2 separate regions of the Homo sapiens genome follow, and region 2 is linked to region 1. The links are chromatin loops, found by intact Hi-C in ENCODE. Cell type or tissue: prostate gland. All regions are shown on one strand.

Region 1 (2,500 bases):
AACACCTGTTCTCATGCTCCTTCTGCAGTGACCCTCTCGTGCTCTAGGCACACCTGTTAGATGGAACCTGGGACTTTCAAGGTTGTCACTGCCAGGGCTGGCATGATGTGCTTGCACTCCTGCTCCCTTTATGGACCTGGGAGTTGGGAAGGTGCATTGGGTTCCAAGAGAAGCAGGAACTGATTTGGTCTTGTAGTGAAAATAGACCTGGCTCTGGTTTGGTAAGTGAGTGACCTTGGACTTAGTTTCCCTAGAAGCAGAAATAGGATAACAGTAAGTCTTCCCACTTCAAGGAATGTTATAAGGATCAAGTGAGATCATGTGAAATTCTTAGGAAAGCTGCAAGGGAGTCTACCTATGAAACACAGAGGCCATGGGACACAGAGGGAGGAGTAAGGGCTCGAGCTGGGCAGGCCTGGGTGTGAATTCCAGTGTTTCTCTTCAGGCTGTGCTGCCTAGGGAAATGTACTTACCTCTTCTGAGCTTTTCTTTGCTCTTCTGTCAACCAAGGGATAATGAAGCTACACTGACTGGTTACTCACAGTGATAACAGGAGTATCTGTTATTTATTAAACGCTTATGTTGAGCCAGGACCTTTCTTCCTTTCCTTTTTAAAACCTCCATAAAATGTAGCCGGATTTGTAATCACACATTACTTCACGTGGACTTTGGCTGGTTTGTGTAGTGTCTCTGTGAGAGCAGGGGTTCTACGGGTATTGCCCGGCGCTGTGTTTCCAAAGCCCAGCATGTGCCTGGCCCACGGTGGGCGCTTAAGAAATGTTCATGCAGTCAAGGGGGTGCAGCTGCCTGGCAAGGAGAACCCGGGAAATTCATTTACCCTTCTTATTATTCAGTTCCTTCACCTGAACTCTCTCAGGCTGGAGCTGAGCTTTGGGTTCATAATATATAATTATTCTCCCCAGTTAAAAATGACTAAACTGAGGTCAGGAGAGGTTAAGTGCTGTGCCCTAGATCACTCAACTAGGAACTAGGGAACAAAGCCTTCTTGTACAGTACTTGTCAGAGCCTCCTTGGAAGCTTGGGAAAAGGGTGTGGGCAGGACTGGGCAGGGAGGAAACAGCTGAGCACCTGCCGGATTCACCATCTGCCCCCATGAAGATACATGGAATCCTATCTCTCATAACGGCCTCCAGCCATGCCCATTTTACAGATGAGAAACTGAGGCTGAGAGGGAGAAAGAACCCGAAGCTCAGCTCCAGCCAGAGAGAGTTCAGGTAAAAGAACAGAATAATAAGAAGGGCAAATGAATTTCCAGAGTTCCTTCATCCCAGAGTAGGATGCTCAGCCTTGCCAGGCAGCTGCACTCAGCTTCCCGCCCTCTCTGAGCAGGGGGGTTGGAATGTGTCTGCGGAGGGCAGCGAGGAAGGAGCCTGCTGGAATTCCTTCCCTGTGGCACATCTGGGAGGGGTATTCCCCCTGGTGATACTTGGGAAATCATGCTGGCCTCGCCAGTCCTTTTTTCCACTGTTCTTTTGGTCTCGGAGCACCCGCCAAACATCTGACACTGTTCAGGATCGATTGCACATAAAATGAAGAATGGGTATTTAAAAAACAGGTTTTTTTGTGTGTTTTTCCCCCTGTTGTCATCTAAGAAGCAGGTTTTTAGGTTCTTTGATTCTCTCCCAGAATAACAACCATATGGGGCCTCCACTTACACTGAGCAGCCTGTGCCTTGTGCCAGGGACTGGTTTGTTTCCATTGTCAGCAAACCTTGACTGGCTCCAAACATTTTCACTTCAGGTGGTTTCTGAAAGAGGGAAAGACTGAGGGGAAAGTGATGATGTGGTCCCTCTGAAGAGGGTTTAGCTTTCAAGGGTATGGCAGGGGTGGGGTCGACAGCCAGAGGGGTGTGACTTTGAGAAGCCAACTCACCGGCAGGATCCAGCGAGATCCAGGCTCGGTGGCTGGAACAAAGAATGTTTTGAACCACACGGGGCTCTGGCATGTTTGTTGATCGACTTATCCAAGGCCTGGGCCAGCTGCTCTTGTTCCAGAAGATTTCATGGATTAACTCCCTGGGCTTTGGAAAATTGTGTCTTTTTTAAGAAAGGGAAGTTTTGAAAAGCAAATGCTCCTGGGCAGGCTGGGGGTGTGGGGAGTGTTGGCTGGAGTGGGAGGTCACATTCGCCCCATGGTGGGATGGCCAAGGGCTCCCAGCGAGGGAACAGTTGGACCTGTGGTGTCCTGGGGGGAGGGTTCCTCTGAGGGACCCTAATGGACAGAGGAGTGTGGACCCCTGAGCCTGGGAGCATCGTGGGCATTTAGACCAAACCACGGGAAGGGCTCCCCAATGCTGAAGGTTGCTAGGCGCTGGGGGAGGTTCCCCGGGAGACTGTGGCTAGAAACACCATCTGCCAAAGATGATTTAGTTCCGGAAGAGGCAAGGGATAGAACGAGATGGTCCTTTCTGTCCCAGTTAATCTTGGTGCTGTTCATTCCGGGCTGAGCATTCCCTTCCTGAAGTGGAATGGAAGACAGA
Region 2 (2,500 bases), 150 kb before region 1:
GTCATCAGAGCCACCGTCTTTCCCCTGCCGTCAGTACCTTCCTTTAATTACTGAGATGGAACCGTCCAATGAGATGGTTTTTAAAAGAAGCAGGCAGCTTATAGGATTCTCCTTTCCACAGCTGCTGGGCTGATGCCATCACAGGGTGGTTCTTGTATTTTGTAACCTTTGACATTTTCTTGGGCCCTTTCAGCAAAAAAAAATATGATGCACGTTTTAACTTCTCAGCTGTCGCCCCAGTTTTTTCAGGTAACCGCTGATGCATAGCAGGTAAGGTGTTCACCGCCTGCGGGCTGTGGTGTCTTGTGGCTCGGCTTGGGGCCCTTTGTTGGGGACAGGCTCCAAAAATTTCAAAGCTGGGCACACCACTGAGTGATGGCATGGCCAGAGTCGGAAGGCAGAGCATCGGCCGCCGTCCGTGAGGCCATCCGAAGCGTGACCTCATCTCTTAAGGGGCAAGAAATCTTTACTGTGTCAAAATAAATACAAGCCAAAGTGTCTCCCTGAAGCAGGAACTCCTTCCCTTGGTTCCATTTCTTCCCTGTGTAGCCACCTCCTTCCTCTGCCATGGTCCTCCCAACCCTCCTACAGTTTCACATTTAATCTGCAACTTTTAAAGAGGAGCCTTCGTTCCACATAGAATCCGTATCTTGTTCTTAAGCTGATGACACTTGGGGCTGCTCAAGGCCCATGCAGTGGTGAAGGTGTGTAGAGGAGTTTGGTTTTTCTTAGGTCCTGAGATGGCCACATGTAGCCCCTTCACCCCTCGGTTTCCAGGAGGATTAAGGGAGCCACTTGGCTTGCTGAGCTAGAGGGAAGCCCTGGGCTGGCTGAGACCCCTCAACTCTGGACCTCCTGGAGGCAGAGGGGCTCGTAGGAGAGGACAAGAGGTCACCCTGGACTTCTTCTGGAGCTGGAGTGAGGTTGCTGTGTACAGATGAGGTGGGAGGGATGGCAGGTTTTTATCACATCACAGAGTGATGGAAGAATTCTAAAGGAGGTGGTGGGGCTGCTTGCACAACTGTGTAACTTTACCAAACATCATCGAATTGTGTACTTACAGGGGGTGAACTTTATGGTATGGTAATGATACCTCAAAAAAGCTGCAGATGACTTCTCATTCTCTGCATTCCACAATGTCGCACTTCCCCTGGGGCAGTGAATGCTGCCAGCTGAAGGTGGGGGGTGGCATCAGAAAACCCTTAAAACAGATGAATAAATACGACCTCATATCAGCTAATAAATCAGAACACGATTCTGCCCCATGGAGAAACCCATCGCGAGTGCTGTGACCCGGCCTCCCGGTCCTTGCTCTCTACAGCATCTTGAAGCTGCAGCATCTTTGCAGATGCCCCCTTTACAAAGCACATTCTCCCCTTGCTTCTTCCAGCCTCTCCTCCTGTGTCTACACGAACGTTTACTAGGCTTTTGTCCTGAGCCCTCTGATTTTCTTCTTCTGCACTCTCCCTTTGGGGAGCTCATCTGTGTCCACAGATTTAAGTTACCTTTCCAAGTAAATTGTTGCTAAGACTGACATCTCCAGTGCTAAGCCTTTCCAAAGGCCTGGCCCCATATTTCCCGCATTGGAGAGGCCTGTGGACCGGTGCAGCGACCGCTGAGGCCTGCACATCATTACAACCCGAGAGAACTCCAACTGTGCAGACCCCAGCTCCCCTGCGGATCTGATTCACATTTAGTAGTTCTGGGGCATGGTCTGGGGATGCGCATCAAAAAATTTCCTCGCAGGGATGCCGATGATTAGTCAGCTTTGGGAACAACCGGCCTCTTGGGCAGAGCAAAATTTGAGTTGGACAGACCTGACTTCAAATCTTGGCTTCTCCACTTTAAGATTAAGTCTGGGCCGGGCGCAGTGGCCCATGCCTGTAATCCCAGCACTTTGGGAGGTTGAGGCAGGTGGATCATGAGGTCAGGAGATCGAGACCAGCCTGGCTAACACGGTAAAACCCCATCTCTACTAAAAATACAAAAAATTAGCCAGGCGTGGTGGCGGGCACCTGTAGTCCCAGCTACTCAGGAGGCTGAGGCAGGAGAATGGTGTGAACGTGGGAGGCGGAGCTTGCAGTGAGCCGAGATCGCGCCACCGCACTCCAGCCTGGGTGACAGAAGGAGACTCCATCTCAAAAAAAAAAAAAAAAAAAAAAGGTTAAGTCTGAATCTTAGTCTGAGGTTATTTAGTCTTTCCAAACCTCAGTTCCCCAGCTTGTAAAATGGAAGTGACCTCAGAGGGTTCTAGGGAAGAGTAGGGCGGGCAGTGACAATTATATGTGCCAGGATGTCTTGCCAATACCTCAAACAAGCCCCAAATAGAACTCATTCTCTCTCCCACCACACGACCCTGTCCCCCTGAAGAAAACGAAACATAGCCCAGGTGAATGCTGCTCCTTTTCTTTTCCCTTGGCCGGGTTGATGGCATTGCTGGCCTTGCTGTCACATGGAACCATCTCTGACATCTTCTTCCCCTTGCCATGCCCATCTGAGC

Evidence for each region. Hi-C counts contacts between places; a loop is a spot of excess contacts. Peaks named below come from ENCODE experiments on the same cell type or tissue, not always from the same donor. Only the 100,000 strongest peaks of a DNase experiment are listed, where the experiment ranks them.
Region 2: a loop joins it to region 1, with 2.5 times the contacts of the local background. A loop is called at or near these places in 2 of 110 quality-filtered maps.

What each region holds. Positions count from the first base shown.
Region 1 is chr12:2,266,404-2,268,903 of GRCh38, forward strand. All of the region lies in intron 3 of CACNA1C (calcium voltage-gated channel subunit alpha1 C), which reads left to right. Among named protein-coding and RNA genes, the nearest start is that of CACNA1C-IT3, 2.1 kb to the right of the region's middle. In prostate gland, no CTCF peak of the experiment used is centred here; no DNase peak of the experiment used is centred here; H3K27ac peaks cover 1,140 bases.
Region 2 is chr12:2,121,236-2,123,735 of GRCh38, forward strand. All of the region lies in intron 3 of CACNA1C (calcium voltage-gated channel subunit alpha1 C), which reads left to right. Among named protein-coding and RNA genes, the nearest start is that of CACNA1C, 69 kb to the left of the region's middle. In prostate gland, no CTCF peak of the experiment used is centred here; no DNase peak of the experiment used is centred here.